Regions from separate parts of the Homo sapiens genome. Here region 1 is linked to region 2. Evidence: chromatin loops called from intact Hi-C (ENCODE). Cell type or tissue: CD14-positive monocyte. All regions are shown on one strand. Each heading gives the region's core, and the rest is flanking DNA. Links, peaks and the distances in the headings are about the cores only. Region 1 holds the start of LOC105370783 (a long non-coding RNA gene). Region 2 overlaps LOC105370777 (a long non-coding RNA gene).

Region 1 (16,329 bases), core at 4,285-12,284, 58 kb before region 2:
AAATGTCTGCTCAGGAAAAAAAAAAAATCAACCCCCAAAGTTATCGGTAACAGAATAAGAGGACTCAGGGCTCAGGAAACCATGGGTACAGAGGCTTTGGATCTTTTAATATTGCCTGGGCCTCTGGATTTGACTGGGGTTTAAATAAAGCATGTAATGGGAAGAAGACAAAAATCATATGATGCAATAGAGCTAGTGGCATGTCTACAAGTCCTACTAGTTTATTTTTGGTGAACTGGTAGAAGTTTAGAATCTATTTATGGGACTTAGTTATTACCCAGGAGAAATGGACATTTTTGCAGCAGGAACAACATAAATATCTATGGGTTTAGTAAGTCACAAATTTTCTTGCTGAAGGCTGGTTTTAGAGCTTCCCCGCTGGGACCTCTGTCCAGGCTAGTTAACCATTACAGGGAAATATACAACTTCCTGAGGTCCCTAAAGGTCCCTTTTGTCACTCTCTTACCCTAACCACCAGTATTTTGGGATAGGAAAGGGAGTTATGATGATAATGATAATTATTGATGATTGCAATAATAAGAATAGCTTTCATTTTGAGGGCTTACTATGTGTCAAGGACTGTTTAAAAAATTTGTAAAATTAAGAGCACTCAGCAGTTATTTTTGAGTTCATATTTTATGATCGTGGAAGCTACTGGTGGCTCATCTTTCCATTACAAGCTTTAATCAGTTTGTTATTTTCACACATGTTGCTGACAGCTTCATAAGTTTCCATGTATAAGCCCAAGCAAGACTCCACTATTTGTTCTACCTGAACATTTCCTTGCCCGTTTATGCAGCGAATACCCTTTCAAGAAACAAGACCTGGCCAGTTTCTTCAAGGTCTTGGTCCCAGCGTACACTGCTCAGGAATTAAGGCCCCCAGGCAATGCCAGCCTCCTAAAGAGGAGAGGCAGAGGGTCTTTGCATTGCTTCAAAGGAAGCCCGTAGACATTGCTGGAGACCAGGCTGTCTTAGATGTAGGTGTGTGTTGTGGGTGGGAAAGGGGGGATAGAGCTTTTCTAGCACAGCTAGCTCTTTGTCGCCTGTTAAGTGGCTCCTCTGCACCCCAACGAGTAAATCGGAAAGGCCACAAAGGGTGCCAGCAAAAACAGAAGCCAGGTTTTCTCTTTGATTTTAGAAAGTGGGAAAATTCTGGAATCCACCGTGATGGCAAGGCATAATGGTTAACAACATGAGCTTCTGCTTGAGATCCAGTTGAATGTCTAAACTTTCTGATTTTCAAGTTCTTCATAATAGGAGGAAGATGCCTTCTGCTTCATGGATTTGTTGTGTCGATTAAAGGAGATTAAATGCACTGTTCACAGCTTTGACTATTACACAGCGAACTCCTCAATTCCTTTAGATCTCTGCTAGTATTTCTTCCTCAGAAGGGCTTTCCCTGCCTATTCTTCATAAAATAGACTCTCCCTGTCTGCCCATAACTTCCTAGCACCTTACTCTGCTGTTTTAGTTTTCTTTACAGTATATATCATTACCCAAAACATATATCTCTGTGTGCTTTTTTTTTCTTTCTGTTTTCTTCCCCAGTAGAATATAAACTTTCATAAGAACTAGGTTGTTTCAGCCTTGTTTGCTGCTCTATGTATAGCTCCTTGGGGACTGCTGGCATGTAGTAGAAGCTCAATAAATGAGTTGAATGAGTAAATGGATGAATGAAATGAATGAACGTAAAATGCTTTGCCCATGATGAATACCTGATGGATTAAAATTTATGTTATCAGTTATATGTAAATGGGGCACTTAGTGGAAAGTGAGTATCTCTGAGATTGTCTTTCTCTCTAGAAGAACTATCTCATTCTACTCCTAGTTGAGCCAGGCAGAATGTGCAAGGCTCAAGGACTAGTGGTCAATGCAGCAGCATCTGGAGAACTTTTTCAGGCCACTGGAAGTGTAGGATCCAGCCAACGGGATCTGGAGGAAATTCCTCAACTCTCACCACATATAGAAATCAAGCAGTGCTTGTAGGTCACAGGGGGATACTATGAATGGATGCCCATTGCATTTAGGAGATCACCATGGCTAAGACATTAGCCTGCTTCCAGGTATGTGTTATCTGCTCCCATTTTTCCTCCTGCTATGGGAGTAGGCCTTTCACTTGATGTTTCCTTTCTGGTCTAGACTTGTATAGTGGACACTCTCTCTATTTATATATACATATATATAAAATATATATATACACACACACATATACACAAACACACATATACACAAACACACACATATAAACATACATATAAAAATACATAAACACACACATATATATACTATATACACACACACACACATATATATGTATATCACAGATGCAATTAATCAACTTGAACTCCTCTACAGTGCTCTCTGGCTTCCATACTTATGATAATCTTAAGAAACCTTCAGGAGTACTAATTTATATCTAGGGAATAATCTGAGCCTCTTCCTCTTTGCCCCAGCAGACACAGTTCAACCATTCTGCCTTGTTAGGGTCCTCCAAAGCAGATATCAAGATACTAGTAAGTATTCCAGGAATTTATTAGGGGAAATGCCTATGTGAAATGACACAGCAAGGGAGGTGGAGAAGGCCGGGCTAGCAGTCAGATCACAGTGTTAGCCTGACCCTGAGTGAAGGGGAGACTGAGAGAAGACTGGGTGGAAACTTAGAATGCTAGACTGCCGCTCAGTGGAAGGAAGCTCCAGCAAAGCCACTGGGGAGTCCGTGTGCCAGAGTCAGCTAAAGAAGGAGCCCAGCTTCTCAGAGGAGGGGGTCCCCTCACAATACCACATCATTGGCCAGCAGCAGCCTTGGAAAGTGAGGTCAAGGTACAAACACAGCAACAGACTTAAAATACAGCAGTTGGGACCCTGGATTAATTCTACCTTCTATAGGAGGAAGTCTATGTGGCTTATTTTCATGGCTACCACACTCCATGAAGCTAGAAGATGCCATAAACATCCCTGAAGCTGGTTGCTTTACAATGCAATACCAGGCTGCCAAGTGGGAGAGCTGGTGTCAAGCCTCTTACTCAGGAAAATGCAAATTAAATGGGTTAACCCTTCATGGCAATGGAGGGAGGGGTAGCAGAGCACCTTTTCTCAGCAGCCCCCTAGCCACAGTAGTTCTTCCCTATTTCCTGACCCAAGAATGCAGCTTTCAAAAGTTGGCCTGTGTTGCATTTGGTTCCCCTATATCTCCCTTCTCTAGGGAGCAAACTTGTGTCCAGTAGGGCTGGGTCAGTACCAGTCCTGACAGTTTTGGCCTCAGAGAATCAGAACCACTTACTACTCATTCTCAGAGGTCCGTCTTGGTGTACAGGCCTGCCCTCTAGTCCAATCTCTTTCTACCTATGATATTATGGTTGTTATTGTTGTTGTTTTTAAAGAAGCCAGTAGTTCCTTCTTGGGCCTTGACTGGGGTCACCTAAATCTACCCTGATGACTTTCCATTAAACACTTGCCGTCCCTTTCCTCTTAGAAGGCCACTGGGACCTTTATAAAAGTTTCCTTACCTCTCCTAGCACCTTAAAAGTCATGCATCAGTAATTTACCTCTGGGAGAAAGTTCTGAACACATGCCTCACTACATCTTACTCTCCTCACTAGCTGAGAATGGAGCAGTTGAAATAAGAGCTCAGACAAATATTTTCCATAATCTGTAGAGAGTAATCAATACTTAGAAGGAACGTCACTTGGCAACAGTGTGAACATTCCATTTTCTAAAGCATTCTTGTATGTTCAACTTCACAGGCTCATACCTTTTTAATATTTCTTAATCACTGGTTAATGTGAATTCTCAGAACTGAGAGGTTCTTCTTGTGTAGCTGATTTCCGCTGAGTTCCTTCTTTTTTCTAATTTTGGTATGATGGCACTGTGTCTAATGAAGCAAGTCAAATAAACGGCAGATTCTGTTCCCCGAAGCCCTCTTCATCCTGGAACATTAACTGTCTAATTTGTTCATGGGAAGACCCAGCTGTTAGCAGGCAGCCTGCGGGCCCCAAAGCAAATGAGGAGAAGCCTTCCTGTGAACTTCAGAACACATGCTGGGGTGGGGGCTGTGGGGAGACATTTTGTTTATCACTCATTTAAAGTATGTTGCTCCCAAATAAATGGCTGTAAATGGAGATGAAGGGATAAGACTTGTGACTAATTTCTCTGGGGAGCCTAAGTATCTCCACTCCTGACCCCAGTGTGCTGCCTCCCCCATCTTCCCATTGTAAGACTCACAGCAGCTTTATGACAAGGTGGGTGTTTATGATCCAGTTCAGGATGGGGACTAACCCAGTCCTCCCTGGTGGAGGCATTCTTTCCATGACGGGGCTGACGCTCTGCCAATAGGATCCCAGTGAGCTCAGGGAACAGTGTCAGGTTGATTCAGCTGAGGAAGTCACGGCCTTGATTTAGCCTTAAAAGGCTGAGGTTCCGGTGGAAGCGAGTCTGTCTCAGCGTGAAAGCCCAAGGCTCTGAGCATTCCCAGATGACATCTGTGATTTTTCCAACACACATTTGGCCTCCTTGGTTCCTTGCAGTGCTTTGGTTGTGCAATCACCACTTGGCAGGTTCTTCGTCCAGTGAAATCTGTACATTTTCAGCTCTGACATCTCAAAAATAATCATTGGAGCATTTTTTTTATCAGAGTGGTTTATCGTAAAACAACCACTCCCACCGACATTTCTTGTAACCAGTGCTAGGAGAGTGACGACTTAGAAGGCCTTTTGAGGAAGGAGTAGTGGAAGAAGGGCTGGTTTCGGAATTGAACACACCAGGGTTCCAATTCTAGCTTCCTTTTATTACATGTTGCCGGACCTTAGGCCTTCAGGGGCTCAGTTTCATCTTCTATAAAGTAGAGAAAATAGTATATACCTTGCAATGTAGTTGTGAGGATTAGATATCAAATCTATCATTAGATTAGTTCATCAGATGGACTCAGTACACTTTGTATGAATATATGAGTGGGATGTGTGTGTGTTGTGTAGTGTTGGTCCTAGGTTAGAGGTGAGAGTGGTTATAAGTTTAGTGTATATAGAGGGAATATCAGCTCTCTTTTTAGCCCTCAATAAATCACAAACATGCACATACACACTGCACGTGTGCACACATTCTTGAAAACCTCAGCTTTTTTCTTTTTGATGTTGAGATAGCTAAAGATTCCTTTCTTTAGATTTTTTTTTATTTGTAGTCATGGATACATAATTGTTGTACATATTTATGGGGTACATGTGATATTTTGATATAAGCATACAACATGTAATGATCAAATCAAGGTAATTGGGATATCTCTCACATCAAACATTTATCATTCCTTTGTGTTGGAAACATTCTAATTCTTTCAGTTATTTTGAAATACACAGTAAATTATTGTTAACTATGGTCATCCTAATGTGCTTTACTTTGATAAATAATTTGCTTCTGAGGTTGGTCCAAGACCACATGCCTGTAAGCTAGTCCTCAAACCTCCATGCTTGCACGCTGCCTGGGAATGTCTGAACTGGATTCTCTGATGATATCCATAGGGACAGGCCTAAATCTTTTCCTTTTCAGCCATCAGCTGGCAGCATGCACAGTTAAGAGACATTGCTTCTTGTTCTCACTAATGTCTAAGATCTGAAGACAGAAATAATTCTGAATCTTAGTTTTAGAGGTCTGGGAGAGAAATACTTTTTCTCCAACTCTTGGAATATTTCCCTATTACTATAGTATTCATGTTGTTTCTGAATAGAGTTTATGACAGACCTTCTTTGGTATAGTGAGAAAATATGTTGTTGTTTTCCTTAAAAAGATCTATGACAAAATATTGGTCATCAGCTTTTTAGTAGTAAAAGGCTTGATGTCTGATAATCATAAAACGGAACCCAAGCAATATATTGAAAACAAAAACAAATCCCACCTGGCAGAAACTTTGTAAATTTGCCTTGTAACTTCTTTTAGCTATTGATGTGTTGAGCTTCTAGCACTGGGGAAGATATGAAAGATTCTTTTTTTTTAAGACAGGATCTTGCTCTGCCACTCAGGCTGGAAGGCAGTGTCATGATCATAGCTTACTGAAGCCTCAACCTCCTGGATTCAAGGGGTCCTCCTGTCTTGGCCTCTCAAAGCTAAGACTATAGGTGTGCACTGCCATGCCTGCCTAATTAATTTTTTTTCTGGTCAAGATGGGGTCTTGCTATGTTGCCTAGGCTTGTCTTGCACTCCTGGCCTCAAGCAATCATTCTATCTCAGCCTCTCGAAGTGCTGGGGTTACAGTTTTGAGCCATTGTCCTTGGCTATATATGAAGGGTTTAGAATGTGTTTATTTAGGGGAAGGTCAGCACTTCATTTCTGAAAGATTAATCTGGTGGCAATGTAGAGAACGGTTGGAGGGCCTTAAGTCTGGACACTGGGAAGAGATTTGGAGTTCATTGCCATAAATCAGTGGAGATGATGGTGGTCTCACTTTGCAAGGCGAATAGAAAGAAGTGATGGATCAAAAATATTATTTAGCAGATAGAATCAGTAGGACCTGGTAATTTATTGGCTAGATAGACTGAAGAACAGAAAGAAGACATGGATGGCGTCAATTTTTCTAATTTGAGCAACCAGTTATATGGTGGTGCCATTTACTGAGGAGCATAGAAGGACAGGGGGTACAAGGAGAGGAGCAGGCTTAGGGGAAAGAGTAAATTCACTCTGGACATGCTGAGCCTGAGATGTCTGTGAAACCAAGTGGAGATGTTGACTACATGGTTGGATATTCAGATTTGAAACTGCAGAAATACCGCCTGTAAATAGAGATTTGGAAGTTGTCAACATAGAGTTGGTAATTTACGTGATGTGATTCACCCACCAAGAGGTGAATAAGAAGTGGAACAAGATCTCTGAGGAATGCAGCACCTCAAAGCTGGGCAAGGGGAGAGAAACAGCTGGAGGAGACAGAAGGAGCAACCAGAGAAGGAGGGGAAGAATGGGGAGATGTGGAGTGCTGGATAACGGAGAAGACAGGGTTTCAAGGATGTGTGTAATGCAGGATAGAGATCCAGTAAGATACTGACTGAAGTCTCCTGTGGACTCTACATAAAGGGACCATGTGCATCCTGGCAATGGTGCTTTAGGTGAAGTAGTAGTGATAGAGGTCAGATGCCAGTGGGCTGATGAGTGAGTGGGAGGTGGACCAGTAGATGAGCATGTGAGGGTAAAAAGATAGGGCAGGAGCTAGAAGGCCACATGGGAGAGCAGATTTAGTTATTTCCTTCTTTTCCTTAATCTACTTATTTTCTAAGTTTAGGAGAAGCCAGAGGTATCCTCTTACCTCAACCTCTTGGGTCACTAGGATTGCAGGTGTGAGCCATCATGTTAGGTTTGACTTGTTCTTAAAAATATATTTTATTATTTGGAAGCCATTGAAATATAATTGACTTTTATACTCTTTTTTTTCATGGCTGAATTCATGTTTATTTCCTGGAAACCCTTCAGGATGAAGGGTTAATTCATTACCATGTTTCGCTACATTTAATGTTCCCTACCCCAGCCATATTCAACAGTGTGGTACTTGGAGAAAAGAAAAGGGGCTATCTCTGGGGAAACAATTTGGTTTCCATGTAAGTAGCCCCTGTGGAGAAGATGAAAACCAAGGAAATGTACTACTCCGAGGAGCCCAAACCTCATTTCAGTAGTATTTGATAGCATGTTGTTTAAAGATGAATTTAGAAATGGTTTCTTTGTAGGATCAACATTACTGAGGAAGTGGGAGCTAAGGAGGGACCTCATGTAAGTCCAAAATGTCTAGCATGGTGTGTTCTAATTCTATATTGACTAATTTTAGTATGCCCATGGAAATAAATCAAGTAACTCTGTAGTAACCCCCAGGTTTTAAGTGTTAGCATGGCTTGAAGTCTTAATATCTGTATGGGCTCTATAGGAAAGAACTTAGAGCCATTTCTATTACAATGTGAGCTAATTTTTTTACAGTGAAGTAAATAAAAGCAATGCACGTTTTCTTATTTCTCAATACTCAAGTACATTAACCTGGCGACAGTGTGACATCTGGAGAAGGTATCAGGGAGGACTGAAGGTCTGAGAAGTCTTCTTTGTGACTTGAACAGGTCTTGTGTTGAGCATTATACTTGAATATTCTCCCTTTGTCTTCATCCAGGCCCCATATTTCCTCAAGGCTCTTCACAGCTTTAATAAAATGGTGGTGAGAAGAAGCCTTAGTTTTTTTATAGGTAAGCCCTTCCAAACTGGTGGTTCCTCAGAAGAAAATCTTCATATTTGGAAAGCAAGAACTTTTCCTTGGTGGACAACTCTTTTTGTTGTTTTAAGTTCCAGATTGTTTATCTGGTCACAGAGTTATTTAGTTTCCTTTTCTTCTGTGGTATGCTTATGGTTGATTTTGTAATATTCTCAGTCTTGATCATTGAGGGCCACATTCACATTTAAAAAAGAAATGAGGTCATTTTACAGCTCTTCTAGTCTTGCCCTCTAGGAATTACATTAATCCATTTCTCAAGCATACGTTGAGAAAGAAGACATGGCGTCTCATTAGCTCCTCTACTGCACACAACTCCAGTGCCTTTGGGAGCCTTGGACTAAATGTGGTGAAGACCAGTGCTCCTGTGAACGTGATCAACTAAAAAATTCTTCCTGATGGAATGGAGATTGGGGTTTTGCACAGGAAGGGACTGCTCTCATTTTATGTATAATTCAACCTGCAATATCTCATGAACTGTCTCCTGGCGGCCATTCAGCATTAGGGCTTTCTGTAGAAGAAAACAGGGTCAGCACAAACATCTCCCAATTCATTGAGCTAGAAACCTTGGAAATATGAACTTATGGGACGTCTTTTAGGTTTCTCAGAGAAGGGGCCCAGAGGCTGGGGTACAAGGCAAGGTCTGAGTCACAGAGGAACTGTGGGACCAGGCAGCAATCCAGTTACAGGAAATCCATAATTCAAGGCAAAAACGGAACTTGCAACAAGATCAACTTGTGCTGCACTGATGAACTCTTGAACTTCTCTTCTTTCCTTTGGAACATGTTTAAGGCAGGTTTGACTCTACCAGTGGGGATTATGCGGCCCAATGGTGAAGGTCGGGAGATAAGTAAATCCATATATACCTGTAATTGAAAGGTTCTTAATCTTCTTTGTGCTGTGGACTCTCTGATGTTGGAGAGGTCTATAGTGGCCTACTTAGAAAGATTTTTAAAAACATTAAAATAATGTACATAGCATTACAAATAATAATTTTATTGAAATATAGTTGTTGAAATTAAAAAATGTAATATGTAATATAAGTACCTCTTCATTAATGCATGAAATAGCAAGATCTTTCAGTGGATCTTGTAACTATTCTAATTTCAAAATAATGATACAGAAACATGATATCTGGAAATTTCTGTGGCAACTGTAATGTAATGTGAAAATACCTATAATTTTTATTGGTGATAAAGTCACAAGGACTACTAATACTACTAAGGTGCACGCCTACGCTCATCATGGAAAGAGAAATGCTAAATTTCAGGTAGACATTAGTGGGGAAAAAAGTGTAATAGATATTATTATTTTGAGACAGAGTCTCACTTTGTTGCCTAGGCTGGAGTGCAGTGGTGTGATCTTGGCTAACTGCAACCTCCGCCTTCTAGCTTCAAGCGATTCTCCTGCCTCAGCCTCCTAGGTTCAAGTGATTTTCCTGCCTCTGTCTCCCAAGTAGCTGGGACTACAGGTACACACCACCACCCCTGGCTAATTTTTGTATTTTTAGTAGAGATGGGGTTTCACCATGTAGGCCAAGCTGGTGTCAAATTCCTGACCTCAGGTGATCTGCGCACCTCGGCCTCCCAAAGTGCTGGGATTACAGGCGTGAGCCATCGCACCTGGCCTAGATATTTTTTTTCATCCGGGTTTGTAGCCCTCCTCAGTTCCATCCATGGATCCCATGAGGTCTGGCACTCTATGTTAGAAATCCCTGCTCTAGTTTAGGCCTCTGGTTTGCTCCCTGATTGGGATGGCCAGCTGGCCTGCTGACTTGTGCCATGTGCATTTCTTAGGGACCAGGCTGGGGAGGGGGCTGTTGTGGGTCACATCCCCCAGCAGGGGGGCTCTGGGAGCAGGAACAGGAGGGTAGAGTTAGGAGTAAAGGTGGCTTTCTAAACCAAATGTCTGTCCTGACCCCTGTTTTGGTGCTGGAAATGCCATTGTTTGTCATTCAATCCTTCGGGTTATGAGGATCTTAGCTTTAGAGTCACCATTTGAACTCAGCGCTTCTGTGTAGGCCAGGCACTTTAGTCTTTCCAAAGAAGGTAGGAAAGAGCAGATGGGAAGCGAGGACCTGGGACCAGGACACACAGAGGCCCAGGCCCAGGCCCAGGGAAGGAGGCAAGAGAATCAGATGAGGGAGGAAAAGCAGCTGAATTTAGAATTTTGCCTGAGCAGCATCTTTTTCTGCTATGAAATAAACAACTTGAATAAGCCTAGGATTCGTAATATTTCTGGAATCATTTTCTAGCTTCATTTCCCCAGGATTAATGATTTGAGATTCTCCTCAGAGGACCTGTTTCTTCTTTCATTCGAGACTTATTTCTGCTGCTTCCCTAACAAAGCCCAATTTAAAATTCGGGCTTTACTCTGAAGACAGATTCTGGAGCAGAGAGAGCGAGTCTCCTGTGGCCCTAAAATTGAGCCAGGCCTAGAGGTGGCTCTGAAAGCTGCAGTCGCAGAGACATGGCCCATCCAGAGCATGACTGGGCCTGACCCTTCCAGCTGCCGCCTCAGAGCGTCTGTGAGGATGGAGGCCTGAGCAGTGGCCCAAGGTCAGGGCTTCTGAATGCAGTTGCAGAGATATGTGTGGGGCCACGGCCTCTTGGCCTGTGACGCAGGCTGTCTCATCCAATGGGTTGGGATGTATGTGTGCTGAAAATGTTTGACAGTTTCATGCCAAATGGCCACATTTCCCATTTGGTTTCCTAATCTGGGGAGGGATTTCTTTAGTTTATGGTTTAATTTTAACAAGACATTTGGAAAAGATTAAAAATTAGAAACTAAGCCCCTTGTCATTGGCAGTTAAGTGAAGATGATCTCTTCCCTTGAGAATGCTGGCTGCAGGGACACAATGCTGAGGGTTTGAGCTCCTCTGTTTGAAGGAACCCTGAGGGACAGAGTAGTTGAGCCTGATATTATTTGGCAAATAATTTCTCTAAACTCTGTTCACTGAAAACACGGGCAGGCATCAAAGAGGTGGGAAAAATAGCTCCAGCCTGCAGCATCTTTGGCCCATGGGGAGACAAAATTTGCACATGTCAGCCACAGGAAAGAGCAAGGCGAGGCTGTTTAACATTTACAAACAAGGATTTTTTTTTTTGTTTTTACTTGAGGCTCACATGACCTGAGTTGATTGGGATTTTGAAGAGAAAGAGATGAGTGGGAGGAGAAAGAGTTGGAGTAGGCCCTCCAAGCCACAGCTAGAAAGGAAGCGTGGGTGTAGCCAATGAGAGGAGGCCCAAACAAACTAGTTCACTGCCCTCTTAGAGCTACAGACCACAGGAGTCAGAGGGAAAAGCTTCTAGACCCTCCAAATCCAACCCTTCACCCTCCAGGAGAAAACCGAAGATCAGATAGGTGCAGTGCAGTCCCCAAGGTCACAGGCATAGAATTGGGTCTCCTGAACCAGTGCTAATTTCTATGGCAACATGGTTTTGCTGCTGTGTATATTGGGGTAATTGTGGGAAATAAGGTTAGATGGTGTGGTGATTTTTTAAAAAATCATGTCCACAAATTCTTCAATACTGCTCCTTTCAACAGGTGGAGCTTAGTTCCTCTCCCTTTAAATCAGGGCTGACATAATGACTTGCTTCCAGTGAATAAGATGGAAGTGAAGATATGATTCAGACACTAGGTCGTAAAAAGGCATTGTGTCTTTGGTCCCATTTGCTTTCTGTCTCTCTCTTGTTCTCTCTCCGCCTGTCTCTCTCTGCCTGTCTGTCTCCGCCTGTCTCTCTCTCTGTCTCATCACTTGCTCTAGAGAGGTGAGCTCCAGCTATCATGTTGTGAGGATACTCAAACAGCATATAAAGGGGGCCATGAGGGAAGGGATAGAGACCCCTTGCCAATAGCTGTTTGAATGAGTCATTTTGGAAGCAGATCCTCCAGCCTCAGTCAAGCTTTCAGATGACTGCAGCCCTGGCTGACCTCTTGATTGCAACCTCTTGACAGAGAACCAGAACCATCCAGCTAAGCTGCTCCCAGATTCCTGAATCTCAGAAAAACTGTGGGAGAAAATAAACGTTTATTTTTTATGCTGCCAGGTTTTGGGGATAATTTGTTATACAGCAATAGATGTCTGGTACAGATGGTGAAAGGGAAGGAAGGTAAGGTAGAAGCCTAAAAGCCAGCCTGCCCGGTTTAGATTTGATCTATAGGGAGACACTGGTTTTGAGTAAGACATTTGAGGAAGGTTAAGCAATTAGCAAGGTTACAAGTAGTTGGAAAGGAAAAAAATTGCACTGAAGAACTGTGTTTGAATCTCCTAGCGATGTTTTTTGAATCTGCATTGAATAGATAGCTTGGATGGTTGTTTAGTTCTTCACTTTTCCTTGTCAAGAAAGGCAGCAAAGAAGAGCCTATTGCTTAGGGAGAGGCAGTTTAGAGTACTGGATATGAAGATGAGCTCTTGCGGGCAGGGAGCTTGGGTCCTAATCCTGGCCCCCTTACTCTGTTTTGTCATCTTTAAAAGGGGGAAAATAAGAAATAGTGCCTAATTCATAGTTTTTAAAAAATGAAAATTAAAGGTTTGATTATTATAAAGCACCTAAGCAGAGTGCCTATACATTATAAGCACTGTCTGTGTTTATTAGACAGACTTTACACAACTTCTAGTTTAACTTTTCAAATTGACAAGTAAAAGTTGTGTGTTTATGGTGTACAACATGTTTTGATCTATGTACACATGGTAGAATGGCTAAATCAAGCTATTTTACATATGCCTCACCTTACATACTTACCCTTTTTCGTGGTGAGAGTACTGAAAATCTAAGCAATTTTCAAGTATACATGAAGTTGTTTACTGTTGTCAACGTTGATGTACAACAGATCTCTTGAACTTTCTACTGTCTAACAAAAATTTGGTATCTGTTGGCCAGCATCTTCTTAATTCCTCAAAACCCAGCCTGTGGTAACCACAACTTTTCTCTCCTTTTCTGTGAGTTTGACTTTTCTTTTTTTTTTTTTTTTAAGATTCCGCATTTAGGTGAGATCATGTGATATTTGTCTTTCTGTGCTTGACTTATTTCACTTAATGTTCTGCAGGTGAATCTATGATACGACAGGATTTCCTTCCTTTTTAAGGCTGAATAGTATTCCAGTGTGTATCTATTGCACATTTTCTTTATCCGTTCATCTGCTGATGGGCACTTGGGTTGATTCCATGTCTTGGCTATTGTGAATAGTGCTGCAGTGAACATGGAAGTATAGATACCTCTGACATACTAATTTCATTTCCTTTAGAAATACATTCAGTGGTGGGACTGTTAGAATTTCTGAAGTCTTAAGTTCTACAGCTTTAGTCTTCTAAGAAACTGCAAGAATCGATATTATGTGCTGACTTGTGCCTGCATCACATTCACTTGTTGAAGTCCAAAAAGTCTTAATCTCCAGTACCTCAGAATGTCACTCTATTTGGAGATGAGGGCTGGGAGAGGTAATTGGAGTAAAATGGGGTCATATGAGTAGGCCCTTATTCAACATGACTGATGTTCTTGTAGGAAGAGGAAATTAGGACACAGAGACACACAGAAGGGAGACAGTGTGTAGATACTGGAGGAAGATGGCATCTACAAGCCAAGGAGAGAGGCCTCAGACAAAACAAACTATAATACCTTCCTCTCGGACTTCTAGCCTCCGGAATTGTGAGAAAATGAATTTCTATTGTTTAAGCCACCTAGGCTGTGGTAATTTGTTAGGACAGTCTTAGCATACTGGTACAAGTATCTCCCTGGCCTCACTAGTAAGCAGTCCTCAGGTCCCTTTCCTCCCCATGAAAGAGCAAAATATTCACAGAAATGACTGCCTGCTTATTAGAGCCAGGGCTCCTTCTGGGTAGTAGTAGTGGTCTGTGGATGAATGTAACTTTTTCTTTGGTATATTATTTCTTCATTTTTTTTCTGATGAGAGAGTCCAGAGTTTCTTCAGGATTCTCAGAGGGGTTAATGACTTTTCCAAAAGTTTGGAGCTGCTGTTTTAGACTGTGTCTTATCATTCTAGGCCTTTCAACCTTGGCTCCAGCTGCACATAGAATATACCTTGGCACTAGGGACCATCCCTGCAGCTGAAATAGTCAGTTTGTGCATTTCCTGTATGTGGGGCTTTCCTCATGATCTGGAAAATATATGAAATCCAGGAGAACCAAGTGAAGGCATTCACTCAGCTGTAAGTTTAGACATGGCATTAGGTATAGGGAAATATAAGGATATATAAGGTAATATTCCTAACTTCATATTTTTAGAAAGTTTCAAACCTAGACATTTTCTTTCATGACTCATGGTGGGTCATGGCTCTTTTTGGCTGAGGCTAGACAGACAGCACTCATATTCCTGACCCTCTGATCTGCTATGAGCTTGCCAAGCCTACAGCCTTCCTGTGGGTCTGTGGAGCCCCACCCCTTCCACAGGAGTATCTTTGGATAAGCAGCTTCATGACTGTGCCTCTTCTCAGGGAAAGGCTAGAAGACAAAAGAGAAAAAAATTTCTGACAATACCAAAAAGTGGTGAGGATGTGGAGCATCCGGAACTCTCACGTATTGCTGGTAGAAATGCAAAATTATGCAGCCACTGTGAAAAAACAGTTTGGTGGTTTCTTATAAAATTAAATATACACCAACTATATGACCCATCAATCTCACTCTTAAGTGCTTGTCCAAAAGAAATAAAAATGGATTTACATTAAACTTGTATGCAAATGTCTACAGAAGCTTTTTTTATAATCACCCCCAGATGCAAAACCACCCAAATGTTCTATAACTTGAGAATGGATAAAGAAACTGTGGTACGTTCATACAGTAGCATACTACTCTGCAATAAAAAAGATGAACTAGTCATATGCAAAACAGCTTGGATGAATCTCTACTGCTTTGTGTCACATGAAAGCAGCCAGACTCAAACTTCATACTGTATAATTCCATGTACATGACATTCTAGAGCAGGCAAAATTGTAGAAACAGCGAACTGGTGGTTGGCAGGGCTTGAGAGTGAGGGGAGGGTTTGACTACAAGAGGGAATCATGAGGGAGCTTTCTAGGGGTGAAGGAAATGTTCTGTATCCTGGTGGTGGTGGTGGCTACCTGTCTCTAGGCATTTGCCAAAACACACAGCTGTACAGTAAAAAGAGCTAATTTTACTGTGTGTATATTTTAAAAATAAATTCTAAGGAAATCAAACAGGAAAGAAAAAAGTGGAGCAGAGTTTATTTCAGAGCCAAGACAAGGAGCTCAAGGTCACTAGGGATGTTCCACTGGCTACTGCATTTTCCACTGGCCTCAGCCCAACCCGTGGGAAGGCAGTGAGAAGAACAAGGTTCTCTTCAGGGTTAAGGAGCCCAAAGTTTTGACTCATGAAACTAGGAATAGGGATAAGTCTTGGGAAAGAGCTGTTGTGTTGAAGTTGACAAATTAGTCTTCAGAATGAAGTTGGGGACAAGCATTTTGGTGTTGCCTCTTTGAGAGAGAATTATGCAGACCAGGCTTCTTGGTATTTTGCCAAGAGATCTGAACAGCTGCTGGATGACTTCTGAAGCTTGGACTCTTCATGTCTTTCTTCTCTGCTAGCAATTCAGTAAGTAAAGGCTGTATCCGTCAAGGGAAGCCAACTCTTTGGAGCAACCAGGCTTTATAGCATCAGTCTTTATGTGTTTATGTAAGAGTTGATGAATTCTGCTTTTATCCTAAACATCAGGCAGGCAGGAAACATGGTGGAGAGAACAAAAGATTTAGCTTATCTGGATTACGATAGGCTGTGTAACCTTAATGGAGTCACTTACCTTCTCTATGCCTTCATTTCCTCCTCAGGGACATAGTTTTTGTGAGAATCAGAGATGAGGTAGAATGAACTGAGAATGAACGCATTCCTCTCCCCGACACCATGCAAACATCTGAGATGGCAGGGGAGTCATCCTCAGCCAGGGTGCATCGGGAACACATTGAGAGCAAAGCCACACTCAGAAGAGGAATAGCCTTTCCTTATATAGAGCCAACACAGGGGTGAGTGGTGTCTCCAGAAAATACAATGCCCACCATAGCGCAGTGGCATGCTTCTTAAGGTAACTAGTGTGAGATCACTGTAGCTCTTTCCAATGGAGTGTTGGACGGGAAAGAGAT
Region 2 (16,329 bases), core at 4,385-12,384:
AACACAAATCAGTGAAAAAATCCTATCAAAAAGTGGGCTAAGGACATAAATAGACAATTCTCAAAAGAAGATATACAAACGTCCAATAAACATGCAAAAAATGCTCAACATCACTAATGATCAGGGAAATGCAAATCAAAACCACAATGTGATATCACTTTGCTCCTGCAAGAATGGCCATAATCAAAAAATTGAAAAACAGTAGATGTTGGCGTGGGTGTGGTGATAAGGGAACACTTCTACACTGCTGGTGGGAATGTAAACTAGTACAGCCACTGTGGAAAATGGTGTGGAGATTCCTTAAAGAATGAAAAGTAGAACTACCATTTGATCCAGCAATCCCGTTACTGGGTATCTACCCAGAGGAAAAGAAGTCATTATTCAAAAAAGATAACTTGCACACACATGTTTATAGCAGCGCAGTTCACGATTGCAAAATCGTGGAACCATCCAAATACCCATCAATCAATGAGTAAAGAAACTGTGGTGTGTATATATATATATATATATGATGGTATACTACATAGCCATAAAAAGGAATGAATCAACAGCATTTGCAGTGACCTGGATGAGACTGGAGACTATTATTCTAAGTGAAGTAACTCAGGAATGGAAAACCAAACATCGTATGTTCTCACTGATATATGGGAGCTAAGCTATGAGGACGCAAGGGCATAGGAATGATACAATGGACTTTGGGGATTTGGGGAAAGGGATAGGAGGGGGCAAGGGATAAAAGACTTCAACTAGGGTGCTGTGTATACTGCTCAGGTGATGGGTCCACCAAAATATTGCAAATCACCACTAAAGAACTTATGTAACCAAATATCACCTGTACCCCAATAACTTATGGAAAAATAAAAAGTATAAATAAAATAAAAAATAAAATAAATGCACACCCCAACCCCATGCCAAAAAGAAAGAAAGAATAAAAGATACAATCCTATAGACTTAGATTCTCTAGAATTCCGTGTGTGATCATGGTTCATAGCCTTCTGATATGTCCGTTTTAGTCCACCTGTGGTTGAGATTTCTCTAGGCGCGGACCCATCCACCGCATGTACCCCTCCTTCATGTCTGCTCTGCTTGCCTTCATCGGTCAGATGGAAACACAGGTGAGAGTGAAGACCCAGGGACAGGCAGCTTTGCTTCTCCCTGGTCCTCCCTCAATTCACCTGGGAGAGAAGTAAAGAAAATTTCTTCCCTCCAACACTTTTGTTATGAATAGTTTATACAAAACCTGCAAGGCAATTGGCTGCTATCTAGTTCTTTAATCTGCCTATTTAGACTACTAAGGACCATTGCCAAGAAGCGCCCATGATCTGAAATGTTTGAAATGTTTCAATGCCAATGCACAATAGCTCCTCAGAGAACATGTGGTCACGTGCGGATGGTTGGATCAGGTCCCCATGTGCAGAAAGGCTGAGTGCACATCCCACTGCTCCAACAGCATTCTGGCTCTCCACAAGATGGAAAATACATTGTTGCTGAATTGCCAAAGATAGGATGAGTGTGCAGTAGGGGTTCTGTCCAAAGTGGGGGTCATTCCGGGAAAACTCTGCTTTCCGAATTAAGTATTACAAAGCTTGGCATTTGATTCAACACTTCTCTTTGTTCTATTGTAACACCTGGCAGAGATATAGTGAATGATCATCTTTTTTGGAGTTTATTAATTCCATAAGCCTCTGTTTATAAATGGTTGCTTTAAATAAAGAGCAAATAGATAAAAGTGAGAGCTGACAGATGGAGCATCAATCCTTTGATGTCATCCTTGGATCAAACAGGCAAGTCCTCGTGAGTAACTTTCCAAATTAGCCCAGCCAGGCTTGGTGGAGCAGGGCATTTGGGCCTTTAGGAAGGATAGCTAGGCCTGTTTTGCAGGCCCACACCAAAGCCCAGTTCATACCCACTCTCTGGGGACCTGTTGAAAATACAGATTTAGCAACCTCTTGGACATAGTGTTGGAGGCTGTTTTAGACTCTTCTGGAAGTCAAGGTAGGTTTCTTGGTGGCTTATGAAATACTAACCTTTCACAGAGTTGAGAAGTTATACAAATTCATCAGATACACACACACACATACACACACATACAATCTAGAAGTTATATCTAGGTTGGCAGAGAAAACTTGCTGTGTCATCTTTGAGGTGTGGTCTGCCTAAACATCTGGAGGTTTTTATCTCTTGCAAAGAATTCTCTTCAGGTCTTTGGAAAAGCCATCTGCTCATTTGTCTTGAGCCTTGTCTTCCCATCTAGATGATAGCCTTCTTGAGGAACAGTGATCTTAGTCTACATTCTCCAATGAAGCAAGCATAGTGCTTTGCAAAGGTGCTAGGTGATATAACTGAGGCACAATAAACCTGCTGTTTCTTAGTATCCCCGATCAGTCCATGCAGATGCACCAAACAGATAACTCGGACATGTCTTTGACACTGTGTCAGCTGGATTCCCTGGGAAGAAAATGCTGAGATGGAGCTAGAGGTTTATGGAGTGGAGGGATAATGCCTATGAAAGGGGAAGAACACAGGATTGAGCAGGGGATGTCTTCAGAGACCCATGCGAATATCATACCTGTGGAAGGAAAAGGGGGAGGAAGTAGGACTAAGAATCGGGAGTCTCAAACTATAATGCAGATCTGACAAAGTCTAGGGAAACCCAAAAGGGGGCTCCAGAGAAAACGATTACAGGAGTCCTGCCTTAGGTAGAAAGGAATGGGCGCTAATATCCCTGCTGTGTGCGGTCATTGGCTAACAGCTGCCTGGGGAAAGTGTAGCTTGAGCACAAAAGCTGAAGCAAATCCTGAAGGTGCTAATGGCTGGAGCTTATCAGCTAACTGCACTTCCTGCAGCCAAATAGCAAGCTCTTTCTTGAAGGGACATCTGGTAGCATGCCTCCATGGACACACAGGCATCCTCCTGTATTTCCCCATCTTGCTCCATCATACCCATTCATATGAAATCCATGATTTGAAGTCATTTTAGCTCCCAAACATTTTTCAGGTTGGCTTATTTCTTCATATCTTAGACGCTAGACCAAGTTACTGTCCTTTCTGTCCTGGACCCATGACCAACGTGATAAGCATGTGACCAGTGCAGTCATACAGGGACCCTTACTCCAAAGGACCCTCAACTTGGGATTTTATGCTCTGCATGAGCTGTCTTGCACTGCTTAATGCCAATTTTATCTCTGAACTTACATTTTGTAAGAGGAGAGTGATGGGACCATGTGCCTTGGCTCATACACTGTTCCATCTCCTGCTGCCTCTCTGCTTCCCTTGAGGGTTCTTGGCTACCCACTCCCTGGTTCCTGGTGCCCCAGGCTACATCTGGTCTCCTCTTGCCCACCTCGATGGCTGCTGCCGCCTCCTGCCTCTAACAGGTACCTGGCCACAGGTGTGAGGAGGGTTGGGGTTGGGTGTGGGTTCTTGGGACTGAAAATGGTGATGACCATCCCTGCCAGGGACTGGCAATGCCATGGCACATTTAGCACATGACTCAGCAGGGGTGTGCTTCTTGCACATCCCAGATTTACTTCCTAATGTGGAGGTTACAATTCTTTGTGAGTTCCCCTCTCCTGTGGGTTGGGGTGGCAGGCCCATGGGAAGGGCAGACACCTGGCTCAACTTCCCCACTTCCAGCTGGGGCAGGGAATTTCAAGCTGGTGGCTGACCCTGGAGCAGTTGGGCTTTGTCACAGGGTGGTACTCCCTCCTGAGTGCCAGTGAGAATCTGCACTCACCCCAGGAGTATCCCTGTGCCCAAGAGAGCGTAATACTCAGTAGCAATTTAAAAACCACAGGACCCATTAGCACAGGAGAAAGGAATAAACTTAATGTTTTCCTACCTTTAAACGCACTTTTATCCTTCTTTGTGAGCAAGGGTCCTTTCATTTTGCTTTGCACTGGTCTTTACATGTTATGCAGCTGGTCCTGCCTCTGGTAACTTCTAGCTGCCTCTTGACATCCGCCCTTCCCTCCCTCCAATCTGCTGTCCACATTGCAATGTTCCAAACCTAAATCTGATCAGGATACAGCCTCGCCCCAGGTGAGGTTGCTGCATAGCTCCCCATCACTCTTAGGGTGGAGTTGCCTAAGTCCTGTAGCACAGGCTGACCATGCTCCAGCCTCACGACATGTGTGGCAGTTCCCCCACATGCAGAGAGCTCCTGCCCTGGCATGCTCTCTCCCAGGAGGCACACTGGGGTCTCCAGGAGCACCCCTGAGCCTGGGGCTTGGGGATGAGTGGCCCACCTTTCTTGTCCCTCAGTGAGACAACTCTGAAGTATGTTTTACATGGGATCTCAGAAGTCCTAGCGGGACTGAGGCCCAGTTGCTCAGGTGGAAATCCACTGTTGCTGTCCTCCTGTCTTTTCTCACTTTCCTCCTCCCTCACTGAGCTCTCTGAAATCATCTGCTAATTAAACTATACTTGAACCCAGTCCTTGTCTCAGAGTCTGTGTCTAGGGAACCCAACTCAATCTGGCCCCACCTGCCCTCATCCTGCACTCCCTCTCGAGGTCCCTCTGTGTTTGTTGACTGTGCCACACTCCTGCCTGCCGTGGCCTCTGCAGGTGCTGCTCATTCTTTCTGAGATGTTTCCCATCTTCTGTGCCTCTGAATTCTGCATTAATCATTAATTCCTAACCACTCCAAGCCTTTCCTAACTTCAAAGTTATAGCTAGGTTCTTCGATTACATATTTTCAGAGCCTCTGTTTCTTGTGCATCAAGAAACAGTTTGTACATTTAGGGTCATTATGAGAATTTGATTAACATCTACCTTGTCCAGTAGCTGTCAGCTTCCTGAGAGGAAAGACCACATGCCTTATTGCTTTCCACTTTCTCTCCAAAGCCATCACAAAGCCTGAGTCTTTACTGGTGCCCAATAAATAATTACTAGAAGCTTGATGAATTCAAAGACATTTAAAAACTGTCACAGAAGCCGCTCGCAGCATACAAAACCTCTGAGTCATTTAAGCTGTGTGACATGGGGCAAGTTCCTTAAATTTTCCAAGCCTCAATTTCCTAATGTGAACACGGAATAATAATCATACCTGTGTTTTAGGGCTCTCTTAAGAATTAAATGAGATAATGCATGTAACGGGCTTAGCAAGGTGAGTGCTAATTAAAATGCTGTTTGTTTCTCTATGTATGCAATTTGTGAAAATATTAGGAATTATATGGAAGGATGACTATAAAGCAGAAAACAACACCTATGATAAAAGATAAAAATGAAGGAATCAGTGTGTCTGGCAAAAAAGATGAGGGAGTATGAATTGCTATACAAAAATATATAGACTTATTCCCCAGAATTGGGGCTCTTCTCCATCTTCACTGAATACGGGCTACAAGAAAATTTTGACAAACTGCAGCACATTAGATAAAAATTAGCTGTAAAGTTGAATTTCCACTAGGGCCCCAAGTTTACTGTTGTCTCCCAGTCAATTCTCTCTATTCTTAAATATTGTCATTATAATTTGGTTATGTTTAGCCTGCACTTTGTGTTGCAACAGGTTTGTGATGTGTCACTAGAAGCTGAAGTCAGTGTTTCAGGGCAGTATATTAGTTTCTACTCAGGCACAACTAGCAACACATCCTGTCTTTGCGTGTTTTCTGTTTCATGTGCTCTCCAGATGAGCAATTAACATTTAAATGCTCATTTTGGTGTTCTTTTTAAAAATGAGGAACTGTCAGACATTGAAACATACTTGTGACATGATTCTTAGAAGTAATTGAAAATTGAGATGGGTGAACTGTTGCCTAGGACTTGAATTTCTACAGGCCAAGCCTTATTTGTGTATTTACTTAATATGTAATATATGTATTTTTGTATTTACATATTTACTTAATATTTCTATTATACTCTATGTGTATTCATTTAAATATTTAGACATATAAGCATTGTTCATTAAGCACCTTCTAGGAAGAAGTGATACATGATTCAGAGAAGAGCTAAAGATGTTTCCAGTTCCAGGGAACTTTGATAGGAGAGTTGTGAGTTTACATCACAGATAAATCCTCATTTGATCAACAAGTATTCGTTAGCACTTGCTATATTCCACTCTTCGAAGGTACTGGCCATATAACCTTGAACAAACAAGAGTTTTACTTTCTTAGAGCCTGTAGTACGTAATTCCAGATAATGGTGATAAATGTCATAAGAGAGGACTAGCAAAGCACTCAGTAAATTTAGAAAGCAAGGAGCACATCCATCCAGGAAGCTTTCAAGGAGAAGATGGGCCTTAAAGTAAAGGCAGGGGTCTGCCAGCTAAAGAAAGGGTCTAAGGCTTCCAGGTAGAAGAGGGGCAAGGATGATGTCCAAGGGTTTGAACTCATAAACAATGTCTAGGTATAGGGGATTGCAAATCATCTATTAAAGAGTCAATCGAAAAAACAAAACAAAACAAAACTACACAACCACAAAGGAGTGGAGCGAAGCCTGCAGAACAGGATTCCTTAGCCTCAGCAGTACTGAGACTGGTCAATTCTTTGTGGCAGGGGGCTGTCTCATGCATTGTAGGATATTTAGCAGCATCTCTGCTCTTTATTTATTAGATACTGCCAATACCACTAGCATACCTGGAGTCATGACAAAAATGTACCCTGGATGCAGGCACAATGCACCTCCCCTTCCTCTTAGGGACCACCACAATAGAGTGGGCCCAGACTGTGAGGATCCTTAACTATCACAGTGAGGAGTACTGATTATAACTGGATGTAAAGGGTCCACCAATATCAGCTGAAGGATTATACTGTTAGCTTTGTGCATCAGATTGGAGTTTGAAGATATTGAAAGGGCGAGGGGAGATATTTGATGGAGAACTATTAATAAGAGATTAACCAGGTAGTGAGAGAAAGGACAAAAAGAAATAAGATGGTAGAAATTATATTATTAATCTGCCTTTGCCACTTGTTTCCAGGTCTTTTGCATCTCTTGTTAGGTTGTTTTATTCTTCTGATTGTTGAAGTGCTCAAAGCCTAAACTTGCTCTTTGAGGGGCGTTATAAAACTTCAGATCATTTATTTGTCATAGATGAAATAGGTTCCTCAAAAGATAGTTCTCTCTGGGGGAAGTGAAGGATGTGAGAAAACTTGTAATAATCTGGGTTGACTTTGGATTGTGGAAAGTTGAAATGCAAGAGACTTAGCTCCTTTCAGTGCTCCCTCGAGATAGTTTCATGCTGGCAAGAACTGAAATGATATACTCAAAGATTAGAGAAATAGCTAAGCCTTCAGCAAGTTTATAGAGGAAAGAACACATTCATCCAGGAAATTTTCAAGGAAAAGATTTGATATTTATGCAATTTTATAGACAACTTGGGAAGGGCAACTTAATGAAGCCCACATTTATCAGTAGTATGTGGGGTGTGTGTGTGAGAGAGAGAATGAGAGAAAGTGTGAGTTTGTGTGTGTGATTCCTTCCTCCTACCTTACCATCAGTGCTTGAGCTTACTCTGCATGCCTCTTGAGGATTCTCACTCTTAGTGTGGTCATAGACAGGAAATGGAAACCTGGTGGTTTCCAAGCCCATCGCTTTTGCTGATACACTGTGGGATGTTGGGCAAACCATTTCACCTCCCTGTGCCTCTGCTTTAGGTCATTGAGAATGAGGAAGCAAGATTCCATCAAACATTTAACTTTCAAAATCAGCTGTGGTCCAAGAGGTTGAGTGTCCTGGCTAATTGGCTTCCTCTTAGTTAATCTCCCATTTCTATGTTATGATCAAACTTTGATTGTGGTAGAGTCAATGGCTGCTCTGTGTCTGTGGTTTTAACGCAAGTCTGATCTTGAGTCTGGGTATGTGCATAGGTCTAAATCTTAGCCTGTAATAAGCCCTCTCCAAATCCTTCCTGAGGCTCTGGGCTAAATATGTCCTGGAAGTGAGAAGCAAGGTACAAGATGCCAGGGCAAAAAGAAAACACCACCTGAATAATCTAGTAGGTAGAGCCAGCTTTTAAAGATAAGTTTGCCTCCCTGCTCAGACAATTGATCTCTGCACTCAAAAGCAAATAAGTCTGTCTTACCCATTGTTTTCTTTTTTTGTTTTAACTCGAAATATGTCAGTGAAGTACTTCCTAGGTCTGGGAAACTGGGCAGTTGCAGAAAACAAAGTTCCCCTTGCCAGGGAGGTTACATTCAAGTGTAACCTGGGAGGAGACAGAAAATAGAGAAATACGTTTTTTCAAGGGGTTAAAAATGATAAAAAATAAGATAGAGGAGTCAGGATGATAGTGAGATTTTAATCTTTTAGGTAGGGTGGCCAAGGGGAGCATTTCTGAAAAGGTGGTATTTAAGCAGCCATCTGAATGCAGTGCGGAAAGGAATGCCACAGCCGTTTTTTGGGGGAGCACCCCAGGCACAGGGGAGCAGCAAGTTAAAGGTCGTGAGGAGAAGTGAGCCTGGAGTGTCAGAGCACAGAAAGCCTTTGCTTGAGGTTTAAACTGTCCAGGAATAGGCTGAGGAAGACCCGGTGGTGCTGGGATACAAGAAGAGGCGTTCAATTATTCTGTTGTATCTTTCCGGTTTTATCACTTCCAACTCAGAAGTGTGCGACAATACTATTTGCCCTATAGTTTACTAGAAAAAGCTAGATTGTACTTCTGGATAAATCAACCATCTTGAAAGGAGAAATCTGCAGGGAAGAACTTGAATGAGGTAGCTTTGCACCTACTGGAATGGGAGCCAATACAAATGGATTGTGCGATTGGGGTCGGAGCACTGGGGCCTAAAAGATACTTGAGAATCGTAGTTACTATCTATGATAGCTCCAGGGCACTGTGAGGCTTTGGAGTGTCCTCTTAACCTAGGGACTCCAGAGAAGGTTAGCAATAATTAACACATGGCTCCAAATCCATGATATTTCATTTCCTTCCAGATGGGGTACTGTGTTTTCATTTATTGCCATTCCTCATTGCAGAGAGCACAGCAATAGGAAAATCATGTGCACGTAGTCAATATTTATTGAACATGTTGTAACTGAGTCATAGACCTAGGAATCTGGTGATACTGGGAAAATCTTGGAGGAGCTTCAGGTCCTGGCCCCTGCTGATGAAAGTATAAGTTTCTTCAAGACCAATATGGAAAACATCTTCTAAGCTCATATCAGGATGGACTTAGCAGTCATAAACCAATCACTTGCCATAAACCAGTCAGAGATATTATTCTGAAGAAAATTTGTTGCTAGAGTTGTTGTAGTCACAGGATTCTAGTGTCATATTAACAATGACTTTTTGATGACCATATCCATAAGACATCCATATACTTGCCAAAATTGAGAAACACATTAGAGAACATAGCTTGTGCCATTTGCGTAGGCTGTGAGATCTCACTAAAGTATTCTAGATAACATTCATTGGAGTTGAGTATCTCTATTTCACATTTACCTATCTTTTTTGGAAAAATCTCAAGGAGATTCCACAAAGTCACTTGCAGATGTTTAAGGAAATACTGGCTCTTCTTTATTTCCCTTAATTCCTCTTGCTATCATCATTGTTGTTATGATTCCTGCTACTATTATTTAGAGTTTTTATTGCTTGTAGTGACCTTTTCTGTATTTTCCTTCCAGATATGTTACTGAATATCCTACGCCATGGGATAGGTTAGTAGATTTCTAGTTTTGTTTCGAAGGAGAATTAATGATTCAAGTTTTATTTATAGGGATAATAGTCCATAGATACTTGATGATACTGTTATCCCACTGTCTTGCAAAAGTAACGATGCATTTATTTGCTATTGTTTGAAATATCTTACTTGCTTTGTGATTTGGGGCATATTTCTTAGCATCTTTAAACCTCATTTTCATCATATGTAAAATGAGGGAAAATTAATAGTAACCATGTTAAAGGTTGTTCTTAAAATTACCTGAGATTTTATGTATATTTATCATTTTATCTATCTGTCTATCTACTTATCCATCCATCCACCCACCCACCCATCCATCCATCCACCCACCCATCCATCCAACCACCCATCCATCCACCCACCCATCCATCCACCCACCCATCCATCCAACCACCCAGCTACCCACCCACCCACCCACCCATCCACCCATCCACCCACCCACCCACTCATCCACCCATCCACCTACCCATCCACCCATCCACCTACCCATCCACCTACCCACCTACCCATCCACCCATCCACCTACCCATCCATCCATCCATCCATCCATCCATCCATCCATCCATCCATCCATCCATCTTACCAAGCCCTGTGTCTGGCAGAAGTTGGGTTCAGTAAGAAAGAACTGGAATCATTAGCTATGATAATAAACAGAGCTGGGAAAAAATAGAAGGTAACTTTAAGATACAGCATGACTACATTAATAAGCTCACTACTTCGTATAAATTCAAAGAGCTCCTAGGTAGACTAAGTTCTTCAGAAATAGGACTCATTTCCATTTGTTTGGACCAGTGTAGATTCAGTGATTTAAACATTTTTTTCCTTCTAAACAGTCCTCACATCTGATATCCCAGTTACATATTTGTCCTTTTTTAGCATTATCATCCAAGGTATTTAATTTTTAAAAACTATACATAAGAAAAGATGATCTCTACAACCATGATTAGATGATCACTTGGATAATCTAAGGGCTGCCCAACTATGAGACTTTATAAGTCTCAACCCTTATGTAGTACCATTAGTTGGTATATTCAATCATAGCAATTATTATACCCATTTTATAGAAAAGCACACTGAGATGTAAAGAGGTAAAGTAATACCTCACAGTGCAAGTTTGAATATTTCTTAAGTGATATTCATACTGAAGTTTACCTGATAACAACATCATTTTCTTAAATACAATACTGCCCATGCCAGTGGAAATTATAAAACCCTCAAAAACTCTCAAACAGTTCAAAATAGCAATATAATCTTAAGTCACAAAATGATAGGGATTTAGAATAACATAACATATTTCATATAATACCTGGAGATAAGGATGTGGCGTTGCATAGAGGTAGACAAACCAAATAATATCAAGATTTTTCAATAATGTTGTCTTTTATTACTTTAGGAACAAATTGACAACCACAAATTACAGGCTAAGAAGAATAAGCAGTTCATTTTAGCATTGTCATTTAATAAAACTAACAATTTTGTCACATTAAAATATACGTTACTTCTGTTGTATTTGGCCATACATTGATGGGTGTATGGTTATATTTAGTATTGCAATGGTTACATTTAGTATTACTTTTATAGAAAAAAAATAGAACTTTTTTCCCCCATTGTTTAGTCCACTGGTACTAATAACTTGTCTCATCATGAATAATTTTCCCTGATGCTGCGTTCTTTTTCTTTGTTATCATCAACATGTATATGATCACACTCAGATTCTAGATCTTACTCCCAGTAAGGTTCTCTTGTCCTTGATCTTGGCTTTCTTTTCCTTGAGCAGGCCTGGGGCTTTTTGTACCCCATGCTAATGCTTCAAGCTGCCTGGTCTTCTACTGAGTTGGAGCATGCCCAATATTGTGATGCAGGCATAATTTCAAATATTCTTTCAGGTTTTTTTTAGATTATGGGTCAGCCCATGGATCTCGTGCAGAAAACTAGAGTCACCATATCAGATTGGTTTAGTCCTAGAGAACTAGATGATCAGGAACCTTAGAAGCTGAGCTTCCCTAAGGAATAATGTTGTAAGGAAAGCCCGTTACCCTTTTTGAGGGAATTGGGTTGCCCTATACTGGGATAGTGGCCTCAGGAAGGGTAAAGGGCTCAGTCAGAGGGAGCCCTGCACCCTGAGTCTGGCCATGCAGGAGCAGGAAGATAGAAACAGGCCAGGCAACTCCTTGTTCCTTTCACGTAAGCATTCTGTCACTTCTTGTTGCACTCCAACCCCTAGACCACAGGGCACTGGAAAAGTTTGTATAGGTAGTTTTGGTTTAAAACCAGTTTTAGGCGTAGTGCGGTGTTAAGGATATGAAGACCTCTCTGCCTCTCACTGAACTCTCCTGCCAGAAATCTCCCCATCTGTTTTCTATTGTCTGAAATTCCTTAAACATATGTCTTAAATTGCACAAGATTAAAGACTTAAACATGCAAATATGGTAAATGATGAGTCTTTTGTTGAATTTGGGAAGGAGACTGGAAAGAGAACTTTGGAGATATAGAAACAAATGCCTGACCTTTGCAATGTTCTTTGGGCTAGTACTACCTATTTTTATCTTGCTGAGAACCTCTGTGTAGCAACCAGGTTTTTTTTGTAGAATGTTTCTTCACTTTCTGAACCTCCAATGACAAGTCATCACCATCTATCATGATGCTCTTTTCCAACAGTGATTTCTGTTGTCATCAGTGAATATATCTGACACATTGTATTATTCATATGTTCTTTCTAAAGGTCCAGTTAGATGACTTGTATTATCTCTGATAGGTGACAATGGAACTTAAAGCACCAGCCAAGTAAATCTGGTGAGGGGGCAATTGGGGTATCATCTAGGAAGCTGAGACAAAAATGAGGGAAAAGAGGGACACTGTCTTACGTTATATGAATTAGCTGCATGTTTTGGGTTGAACTTAGCATTTTATTTATTTGAGCGTTAATACACTTAAAAATACCCATTTCAGTGCCTGTTATATTCTAGAAATTGTACTTGGTGCTAGATTTACAACAGAACAAGAAAGATGTGGTTCCTCTTTGCATAGAGCCATGGTCTAGTGGCTAGAAGTGTAGCCACAAGAGACCACGAGATCATCTAGTACAAACCACCTCATTTTACGTATTAGAAAATGGAAGCACTGAGATGGGAAGGAAATCGCCCTTTGTTACAGCTGATGAGTAGCAGAGCCAGAATTCTAACTTGGCTCTTAGGACTCACAGCCCAATTACCTGGTTAAATTAACAAAGTGAATTAATGCAGGTCTGCAGACATTACGGCTACAACCCCCTCAACAGTCTCCTGTCTGTGGCCTAAAAGTCTCTGCCCTTCCCCTAGCCTCACAGATACCAGATAGGGACATAAATATCAAGGTGAATTTTAGCTGTGATGTTAAATTAGATCATATTCCTGTGTGATGAAGAAGCAGAGTGATGGAGCATTGTTCCCTTTGGGTGAAAGTCGTCTTCTCCCTCTACCCCTCAGTGCATTTCTGGGCCTGCCTGGGCAGAGAATTTTGGCCAACTACTGGATTTTTGTTAAAAATGATAATTAAAGAGGGAGCAGGAAGGGAGTACGTTCCAATATGATCCAGAAGAGTCAGCACTTGCTCTGGATAATAAATTCTTTATGCTTCAGGTTATTACTTAACCTGTGTTTCAGGTTCCCTTCTGGAATCAATAAAGGGACATTCTCAATCTGTGGATTTAATGACTGACTTCTTGCTTATAGAGCTAATACGTTAGAACCACAGGAAGGTAGGTGGTGGTCTGGAATCATCCACAGTGTGTACGCTCCTGCTCTTTGTAGGACTCTTGCAGGCAACTTTTAACCTTCTTTCAAGATTGTCTTTAATAGAGATCCATATTTCTGGAATTTTCTAGAAAATAAGAGTTTTAAGAATGTAGTGGGAGTTTTTAGACTGGTTTTATATGACATTGGACATGCATTTTAATATGGAATGCTGGGGTTGTTCCTGTAGGCCTCCCAAAGTCACAAAAAGAAGCATCCTTCCTCAAGGCTCCCGACACATTTCATTGATGGTCTTAGCCTGTGTGTGGTGCCCACCCTATGGTGAACCCAGGGCTCCTGCAATGACTCGACTGCAGCTGCCATTCTCTTCCTTTCTCTCCCATTCAAGGAAGCATATGACCATGTTTCCCAAACTTGTTTTACCTGGAACCTTTTATTTTTTTTCAGGGATTCCCTATTAATAATTCGTGGCACTATTCTGTAGAATAAAACTTGGGAAACAGTGACATATAGACAGGAAAATGAGTGAATGCAATGATGTTGCAGGGCTAATCTCACCACAGTTCAATTTATTAAAGCAAAATGTGTAATTCCTCAAATTCTGTACTTTAATTTGTATTGATAATCCAGCGCTGGAGTTAACATAGATTTCAGGAGTGAACAGAATGCTGGTTCTATTCCCTTGGTTCTGGCTTGAGAAGGGGCTGAAGAAAATGGTGAGCCCACTCAACTGAGGGTAGTGTCTACTTCTGCCCCAGAGAATTTGTCCCAGGGAGGATGCAGCTCAGAACAGCAGGTTTTTCTTAAGTGTGTACTTTCATTGATGCCTCATTTCTGGTCAGCGTGAGGGGAAAAGCGGCAAAAAGATAGTCACTCAAGTTAGTCATGTTGGGAAACTTATCTGTTTTAGGCAGTGGTTCCTCTCAGCAAGGGGTGGAAGATATGTGGTCCAGCCTCAGGCTAAAGCCGTTTCCCAGTACTATCACTAATACTAGTCCTGTGCTATTTCCAGCTCCAGCTCGTCATTTGTCTATTGGCTTGCGAAACTACCATCTAAGAGGGCAAAAGCATTTCTACTGCCTTGGGCCATTTCCTTCTGACATTCTTTACTGATGACCTCTGAAGCAGCTATGATCACTTCTTGGCATGTCAGACCATCATCTATTGGCTCTTTGTCTCACCAGAAACAGGCCAGCCCCAGCTGGTCCAAGCAATATGAGTGTGGGTTAACTTCAGGGATACAGGGTCCTGGGCTGGTTCCCAGCTGGTCTGCATTTAACAAAGCAAAATTGGGAGTTGTGATGATCTGGAGGTGTTCTGAAGGGGTGAACTGGTGGAATTACAAATTACTTAGTTCATTCCCTGCCCTCTAGTAGAAATGAATCTAAACTAATCCAGACTGGTAAGAAGGATAGACACAGTATTAAAGGCCTATTGCAAAGAAGATGCTATAGCTACTTTCCTTCATTTTGGTGACCCCAAACTTTGATGTTTCTTGGTGATGGAAGAACCATGACTGTCCCTCTTCCATAGAATTTTCCTTAGGGTCCACTGAATTCATGTACACATGCACACGCACACACACACACTCACACAGTTTACTATTACCATTAGGGACTGTGGTGCATGTGGCTGTGTGCTGAGGGAAGAAAAAAAATGCATAATAGCCTGCCTCCAAAAAAATGTATCAGATATAAAACATATGCAAAGACACATATGATAAGAACCATGTGAGTATGGACCATGAGTTAGATTTATGAGTGTGGGGTATTGTGAAGGAGGTGCATCTGCAGCTGAGAATCACAATACAACAACAACAACAACTACTACTACTACTTTTTAACATTTATTAAACAGTTGCTAAATTCCTGGTATGGTTTTAAATACCTTGACACACTCTTCTAAGTGCTTCATATATGTGTTTAATCATCACATTCCTCGAAGGAAGACAGAGGAGGAAATTGAAGCATTTAAGTAACTTGCCCAAGGTCACACAGCTGCCTAAGGGTGGAACTAGATTTAAATCCAAAGCAGTCAGGTTGCACAGCCTTGCTCCTGTCTCCCAAGTATGCTGTCAATAATCGAGGAATTTCAATATGCACAGAGAAGAGCAAAGGCTTTCCTGCTGAGAACAGACTGGTCAGTAAAGGAGTAGGGGTAGTAACGTTTTAGATGGGAGCAGCCTGGCTTGTGGGTGCTTAGTGTAGTGATTGGCACAATGCCTGGAATGGAGTAAGTGCTTGTTTGTTGAATTATAGGAATTTGAGTTATTGACTGAATGGCTAGAGAGAGATAATGTTAGAGAAGTAGGCTGTTATCAAATTGTGTAGGGTTTTGAATTTCAGCTTAAGTGGTTTAAACTTAGTACTGTGGATGATATCTTCTCTACAATGCTGGATTTCTGAAGAGGCCAACACACTAGTCTATAAATGTGCTATTCTATACATTCTTCTTTGCATTTTCTCTTTTTCAGTGCTTTGTATACAATTGCTAGAAAAAAATGGAAACCATGCTAATCGAGCCTATTACCAAATGCTTGCTAAATTTTGCTATTTAACTATAGAAGTTATATGTTAGCTTTAACTTGACAAGTCAGTCTTTGCTTGTGATGCCCATAGCCCCTTCTAAATATATGCTAATGGACAAGTCTTTAGGTAACCCAGTTATATATGGTGTGACCCTACTCTCTCTGGCTTCTGTGGGCATCATGACATGACAATGCACTTGCTTTTTAAATATCAAGAATATGGAAGCATTAGCAGTGGATGTAGAAACTGGAAGATTATGCTGAAGAGAATAGTCAAAGAGGACACAAAGAACTACATGTATAGTGAAATTATGAGGGAGTAGAGGTAATACATAGGGAGAAATTATTTTATGTATCTTGAGCCCAGACGTTTTGATTTCAAATTCAGTTCTGGATGCTTCCTGAAATTTTCTATAAAGTTAAAAGTCCTCCCACCCCTTTTCAATATTCATTCTCC

What was found. Peaks named below come from ENCODE experiments on the same cell type or tissue, not always from the same donor. Only the 100,000 strongest peaks of a DNase experiment are listed, where the experiment ranks them.
Region 1: a loop joins it to region 2, with 4 times the contacts of the local background. A loop is called at or near these places in 4 of 110 quality-filtered maps.

The regions. Positions count from the first base shown.
Region 1 is chr15:39,461,113-39,477,441 of GRCh38, reverse strand. LOC105370783 (a long non-coding RNA gene) reads right to left here and starts at 4,223. Exons shown (of 5, transcript NR_188226.1): 1 at 3,754-4,223. RefSeq lists an enhancer at 8,005-9,122. In CD14-positive monocyte, for the core only: no CTCF peak of the experiment used is centred there; DNase peaks (open chromatin) are centred at 4,731, 8,451 and 8,911; H3K4me3 peaks cover 1,922 bases; H3K27ac peaks cover 2,717 bases.
Region 2 is chr15:39,403,029-39,419,357 of GRCh38, reverse strand. The region is part of intron 1 of LOC105370777 (a long non-coding RNA gene); the gene reads left to right. Among named protein-coding and RNA genes, the nearest start is that of LINC02915, 160 kb to the right of the region's middle. In CD14-positive monocyte, for the core only: no CTCF peak of the experiment used is centred there; DNase peaks (open chromatin) are centred at 4,957, 5,557, 7,537, 12,237 and 1 weaker place; H3K27ac peaks cover 3,966 bases.